3 separate regions of the Mus musculus genome follow, and regions 1 and 2 are each linked to region 3. Evidence: chromatin loops called from intact Hi-C (ENCODE). Cell type or tissue: heart. All regions are shown on one strand.

Region 1 (2,500 bases), 630 kb before region 3:
AAAAAATCATTTAAATCCCACACGTCCATTTCATATACTTCTGTATATCTTTCCAAATAAAGCCAAAGGGGTTTTTTAAATATTATTTGTAGACTGTACCTACATTATATTATGTTTTACTTTGAATTCGGGTATAATGCAAATCTATTGCTGAAGAAAACTGCAGTGATTTTGAGTGTGGCAGAGATTTTCTTTCATACCTCTGGTGTGAGAAAACTCAAGAGTTAGTGTGCTAGATGTTGACACAAAACTCCCACAATGTTTATGGTCTATGAGTTCATGCCCATGAAATTTGGGGATCAAAGAGAGTTATGTTTTTCTTATAATTATTTTATTTTGTTTTTTAAAGAGTTTTAATTTTTATGTGTATGTGTGTGCATATGTGCAATGGAGTTGAGTACCCTTGGAAGACATTCCTAGGGTGAATAGGAAGTATCTGTAAAAGGAGAAATAAGGAGAAAGTGGACCTCCACTCTGGTCTGAGAACTGAAGACATTTGAGCTATGTTCCTTCTCAGTACCTGTGACCTTTGGCAAGGATGCAATTACGAATGTGGAACATCTCTAGTTTTGAACCAAGGAAAAGCCATTTGTTCTTGGGATTCTCTGCCTTAAGACTGTCTGGCTAGTTTTTATTTCCTGTTCTCACCATCAGTTTACCTACTTAAATAAATATCTGAAATCTTTCAAATCACACCTAGAAGTTAAATTAAAATAGAGGTTAGGGCAAGTAATAAGCAGAAAAGGATCAGGGACAAAGTTAGCAATAGAACAGAGTGCAGCAGGGTTCCATTCCAGAGATGATCCCAATGAAGAGGAAACAAAGAAGACAGTCCAAGGTCAATCAGACAACTTGGCTTCCAGACAATGATTGGTCCGTTAAGTATGGGAAGTATGTACTCCAGGCACACCATTCTTGGGAAATGTGCTTCTGGGAAGAGAACACCTTGGAAAGAGAGGCCTTCTTTGGAGGCACGCTGACAAGAGGTGAAAATGCAACTATGGACAGAAAGGTTCCAAGAAAAAAAGTATCCTCAAAGATGCCTTATGAGAGGAAGAAAAGAGAGGAAAGCACAACGCTCACTAGAGGTCTTGTACTTTGTTGTAGAAACAGAAGAGGGAGCCAGTGAAGTAAACATTTAGTAAATATTAGGAGGCAATGTTGTAAACGCTACAACTCTTTACAAGCCTCCTCCGCTTAGAATCATCTGTTGTCATTCGTACAGTTCATCCCACAGACAATGTCATGAGTGGATTAAGAAAGAACAATTCTCAGAATGCAGTTAAAGGGTCTTTGAAGAACATGGGAAACAGTGGAGGAGAAAACACAAGTCACAAACTCATATTCTAAGAATGAACTCTTCTGAAACCTCACTCTTCCCATGAATTGTTCATAGTTGGATAAGAAGCACCTCCGTGTCTTTAGGACTCTAAGACCTGGTTTAAGACTTAAAACTCTCTACTCTTAAGTTGTTGGCTGTGGAGTTTGAGCCAGCCTAGAAGAAATGCCAACAATCTTCAGAGAACTGTAACAGAATTTAGTATATATGTAGTAACATTCCCCATGTATGAGGTACAATTCGAGCTGATTTGACATATAGGGAATTATATTTCAGGTTATGATTGATGCATTAAGTCAAAGGCAACATAGATTTTGCAATATTTTTTAAGGACTAAAAACCTATTGTAATATGCTCAAAAGGATTTTTATGAGAACTTTATGACTGAGAATGTAAAATATTTTACCAAAAGTAGAAAGTATAAGAAGCAGAAAGAGGCATTTTATAAATATAATATGCACATTTTTGTGCTCTAAATAGTTATAAGAAAAATATTTTTAAAATGAAAATAATAAAATGATGGAATTGAGTACAATTCAAAGAAATTAATAAAAGAAAAGGTAGAGGGGGGAGAAGTATCTAAAAGTTATCAGGGACATTTGTAGAAAAATGCAGTTAGTCCTTGTAGAGCTGAGATAATAGAACAAAAATAATTGAAGATATAATGGTGGAAAATCTTTGAGTTTGATGAAAGGCATAAATTTACAAATATAAAAATACAAAGCAGTAAGTAGGAATAGAGATATAGATATGACCATTCCTAAAGACATGGCAAACAATTTGCTAAACAGAAATAAAGAAGAAAACATTCTGTAGAGAAATTTATTTGAATGACTATATATTTCTCATAAACATAATTAGAGCTAGAAAACAGTGGATCAATATCCTTAAAGTGCTGAAAAAGAAATAAAACTGACCCTAAATTTCCAAACCTCAGTAACCAATATGGATTAGACTTTCCTAGATAAAATATGACAAAAAGAGGTTTTATCTAGTAACCCTTCACAGACATGAGAGTATTTTTTAAGTATAAAAGGAAACTATACCAGATTAAACAAAAAAAGAAACAAACAAATCTCCATGAAAAGAATTTACACTAGAAATAGCAGTTTATTCATTCTAAAAGAATGTGTTTTTTCTTAATTTGCTAGTAAATGTACG
Region 2 (2,500 bases), 140 kb before region 3:
GATCCTTCTCTTACCTGTTAATGGATAGTGCTTATCGGAGAGTATAGTTCTTGTGTCACGAATCTCACTAAGTGTTGTGTCTCAACTAGATCACTCATCATCATCATCATCATGATACAAACAAATGCAAGACCGCACACTCATGTCCCCTCCTGCCTCTGGTTGAAGTTCCCGCCTCTTTTATACTACAGTGCTACTTAAGATTGCTTGAGTGTGCTGTCTTTACTTTCTCTCTTGAGCGTCCTTCGGTCAGGCATCTGATGAGATGAGTCAATCATTGATGATGGCTCTGGTGCCTGCCTTAGCACAGAGCCACAGGTGGCCTCTGAGACTTCATCTTCCTTGGCTTATCATCCCAATAGCAAGATTGGGTACAGCGTTCATTGATGAAAAGCCTTCTGTACTTGACACTGTCCCTTGGGGCTTCTATCTGGCTCACTTTAGTCTTGTTATTTGTTTCTTTCATTTTTTCCCTTCTCTTTGCAGCATTCAAGTGACCCCAGAGCTCAGTTCACAGATTTTTTTCACTTTCCATTCTGACTCAGAGTCAATGTAGTGAGTTTGAAATGACCCATAAATATCTATTTGAAGATTCTCAAGTATATGCATATTCTCGTCCATAACTCATGTGTCTGCCTGTAATATCGTGTTCTACAATGGCATTTCACAGTCAACAAGTCAATTTATTTCATTTAATACATTTATTAGTTGATGTTAACTGTGTAAATATTTACTGTGTGCAATATGATGTTCTCAAATTCCTATACATTGTAGGGTCACTCAAACAAGCTTAATAATATATACATTATCTCTATATTGATCACTTTTGTGGTGAGAACACCAGAGCCCTCAAGGTGATTTTCAAGTATACAGTGTGCTGTTATTAGTATAGTCACCATGCTGTACAATACAGACCAAATTCATTCCAAAATGCAGCTTCCCTCGAGGTTTTTCTCAAAAAGAAAAGAAAGATAGAAAAATCAATTGTTGTGATTGCTCAGCCCCAAATACAGGGTAAAGGCAGATTTTAATCAGAGTCGTTTCCTTAGATGTTCATCTGAATATCTGCAGTGAAGTCTGGCCCATTGTAAGTGATCCATAGATAATAAAGAAAAATTTAGTGCTATAGAGTTACAAATAAAGAACGTTTGAAATAACTGATACCTATCATTTTTAAAGTGAGGGAGAAGAGCAGTGTCGGAAAAAGATCTTGAAGGACTAGCAGTAATGCAATAAGATAAGAAAAATATGAGAAGATGGTCTCATGAGGGGAACAACAGAATTAACAACCATAATAAGCATTATGTGGGACAGTGTGGTACTTTCAGTCAAGTCATAGGTATACGGGAAACAGTTCTAAAGGAATCCTCAAAAACAAAGAAAGGTGTAAGAGTCTTAAGAAGGAGAATAGAATTCCATAGCACCTTAAGAGACTACGAATGTGCTTAAAGACACAAGTGGACGAATGATAGGAGATGAAGAGACAATATGGATATTTGACTCTCTGGCCATAGAACCCAACGCATACACCATACTACTGTACTAAGTTGTGATGCTGAAATTGGCCAGTAGAGGGCATAAAACACTTCCACCTCTACAATTCTCCCCCAGCATCCTTTACTACTACTGGATGGAGCCCTTTCAGATGCTGAGAACCAGTAAGCAAGAGAACTGCTTGAGACAAGAACACTCTGTAAACAGAGTTCATTTCCTTTGCCTTAGTGATCTTATGTGGAAACAAAATAGTCATTTGATTCACCATTGGCATCATCTTTCAGTGGAATTCCACCACAAAGGGCTTTGCTGACAGTGATAGAAGCTGGATGTAAAAGAACAGAGGCGGGATAAAATTTCACCAACACTAAATTCTTCCTGTAGTCAAACTCACTTCCAAGAAAGAGATGAAAATCCCTTTCTCTTCTCTGGCCTTCACCACGCAGTTTTGTGCAGTCCTAGGACCCTAATTCTTTCTTATCTTATTAGTTTTGCACAGACCTGTCTCTACTGTCATTTCAAATAAATTTTGAAGCAAGATATAACTTACGAAAGTCAATGTAGTTCATAAAACTACTAGAATTGAGAAGAATGCATTGTTACTAACTTACACGTAAACTTTTGGTACTGTTAGTACTGGGCTTCATGATTTACAGTTCCAACGCTCTCTCAATTATTCATTATTGCACAGTTTATAAGAGGGCACAAAGTTAGCAATAACAATTACATTAATGATAGAGTGAGTTATTTAAATTAATTTTAATAGTCATTATATTTGTGATGACAATTATGGTTATGACTAACTATGATTACAGCAGCCATTGTAATCATAATAAGCTCAAGGATGGTTTAATTCTAATGACTTCATCCTAAAGAAATTAGAATATAGAACTGTAAGTGAATGCAGCTATGCTTGTTAGATAGAGGAATGTTTTTGAATATTGGTTACTGGATATTAACCTTCTCCATGAAATCAATGACTTTTTTTTTAAATAAAACCAGAATT
Region 3 (2,500 bases):
AACATGGGTTTGTTAGCCTGGAGGTCTTGGGAAAGCCTCTGAAATTAGGGGAAGGTAGAGTTTACATTCTGGCTTTTGCACACTTCTTTATCATGTCTGCTCTATCCATGTCACAGAACCCTGGGTATCCCAGTAGGCATGCACAGAGATGCTGCTTAAAGCGACCCCGCTTCTCTTCCAGTCGCTCACAATAGCCTTTTCATTTAACTTCTAACTCCTGGCTCTCCAATTTAGGGAGAGTCTTGAATTTTAAATGTAGTTAGCGCTGCTCATTCACGCAGAGCATGTATCTTACTATGTCTCATGCAGAACGCGCAGATCACCTAAAGTCTGAGGCAGCCAACCGGCCTCATCCAAACTAAAGTAGACATTTCTCTTTCATCCTTCCATTTCCCTGAAGTGAGACCTTTGTCCGTCTGTAGACAGGCTTGATCAACCAATCTTGGACTCTTGTCACATCAAAATGAACCTATCCCTAGAACCTCTGCAAAGAAGAGCAAAATGAAGTAAACGAAGATCAGTCATTGGCATACACCTTTAGATAAAGTAAGAGTTTCTTAGTTATTTGACTGTAAACAAACATTTAATCTACAAAAGGCCACAAGGTTTTAAGAACCATGCTGGTAGTGCATGCCTAAACTGAGAGAGAGAGAGAGAGAGAGAGAATGGTGGGGTGCAGCATCCTGTGCTGCATAGCAAGATCCTGTTTTTTAAAAGACAATAATTGCTTCCCCGAAACTTCAAATGTCTTATAACGTAGCCTCCTCAACTGAATTCTCCTAAGCAAAACAATTATTCTAAATCCAAGCTATAGAGACAGTTTGGACCAGAATTAATGAACCTGCTGGAATCTAGAAAAAAAATGTCAAACAGACAATCACCATGTATTAAATGTATCAATGCAAAATACGCTGTATCATTGAAGAGGGGGCTGTTTTGGAATGTAGGGTTTAACCAGCGTCTCTAGTAACCATTAAACGGTAAGAAGAAAACAGAAGCAATCGTTTTCGACTGAGAGGCAAGATAAGATCCCGGACAAAGACCCTCAGGACGGCACTCCAAGTCCACTGCTCCCCCTGCTGGCTGGATAGTAGAATACCCCAATGCAGATCATTTGAATGGAAACTCAGTTCCTACAAGAGAAACAAAAGCTTTCCTCGTCCTTACCTGCCCCTTTGTCCAGTTCCTTTCTGGTCTACTTCCATGCACTCCCCTCCCCTCCTAACTCTTGCCTGTCCCCTCCTTTGGTAGCCTTCTCTTTGGGAGATCAATCGCTAATCTCCCAGGGAATTGATAAGCAGTCACAAAGCGGCAGATGTTAAGTCCCACGGACAACAACCATCTGGATGTAGAGCTAACCAGTTCTACAGAAGTTGTCTCAAATTGTGGTGAGTTGAAGTAAGCAATCAACCTCCGAGGATCTAAACAAGGGAAAGAAATTGAGGATGAGAGGGAGGGTAAATTGCAAAGGATATTTTTGAAGAGAGTCAAGAGAACGTTGGGAAAAAAAATAAAAACTGAGCAAGACAAAACCAAGGGCTTCGGACTTGGAGCCATCCACATTTTAATCCTCTTCGTGATCTCCACCTAGTGTGCTCAGTGATGACAGCTGAGTTGTGAGGCTGAGACAGCGCACCACAGAACTGCTTTGTGAGGTTGGTAAAGAGTAGACACTGGACTGTCAGGACCACCCATGTTCTCACAAGAGCTAAATCTCCACCTACAGACCTTTACTCCCCCGTCAAAACTAGCAGTTAGCTTCCGTGGGTACCATCCTCTCAAGGCATAGCGAGATTAAATGATAACGTATCTGGATTTCAATTACACATCAATTTCTCCTACTATAGAGAGACCTGCTAATCCCGAAACCCTCCCACATCTGTTGAGTTATATTCCACCTTCCACCACCTAATAAAAACATACCTGGATTTTATTAACAGCTTCAAACATTTAATATATAAATTTGTACTAACCTTCCCATCTTCACAATTTAAAAATGATGTAAAGGAGAATTGCCCACAGAGATAAAGACATGCTGTAAGCTGGTGGTTGCTACCACGTGCCATTAGATAATGCAGTTTTGAAATGAAGGTTCCAGAGCTTAGAGCTGGCCTTTGTGCTGACTGGGGACTTCTTCTGCACAGTGCACTTGTAACTCACACGTCTGCTGAACGACTGACACTTGAGTTTTTCAATTTGATTTTTCTAAAAACTCTGGCCGTGGAAATACTAACTCAAGTATTATCAGCCCAAGAAATGATCATAATTATTAAACTCCTGTCCTCAGGGAACTCTCTTGGCTTATATGAATTTACTCAAGGGCTTTAAACATCATTAAATCACCTATTATCACTGGTGCTGTGCCCGGCTCTATGAGTGACAATATAATATATCCACTTCAAAGAAACATGGATGATTTGATTATAATTGTTTCCTTCATGGGTTTTTATCACTGATTATAGATCTACTTTCCCTTATAACACAGAGGTCTGGAATAATT

Evidence for each region. Peaks named below come from ENCODE experiments on the same cell type or tissue, not always from the same donor. Only the 100,000 strongest peaks of a DNase experiment are listed, where the experiment ranks them.
Region 1: it touches region 3 in a loop (13-fold over the local background); 7 of 42 quality-filtered maps call a loop at or near these places.
Region 2: a loop joins it to region 3, with 8 times the contacts of the local background. A loop is called at or near these places in 19 of 42 quality-filtered maps.

The regions. Positions count from the first base shown.
Region 1 is chr6:3,910,365-3,912,864 of GRCm38, forward strand. No RefSeq gene overlaps it. Among named protein-coding and RNA genes, the nearest start is that of Tfpi2, 77 kb to the right of the region's middle. In heart, a CTCF peak has its summit at 1,107 (motif pointing right); no DNase peak of the experiment used is centred here.
Region 2 is chr6:4,406,353-4,408,852 of GRCm38, forward strand. All of the region lies in intron 3 of Gm46948 (a long non-coding RNA gene), which reads right to left. Among named protein-coding and RNA genes, the nearest start is that of Gm33788, 17 kb to the right of the region's middle. In heart, a CTCF peak has its summit at 1,564 (motif pointing right); no DNase peak of the experiment used is centred here.
Region 3 is chr6:4,544,858-4,547,357 of GRCm38, forward strand. No RefSeq gene overlaps it. Among named protein-coding and RNA genes, the nearest start is that of Col1a2, 40 kb to the left of the region's middle. In heart, a CTCF peak has its summit at 1,083 (motif pointing left); no DNase peak of the experiment used is centred here; H3K4me3 peaks cover 577 bases.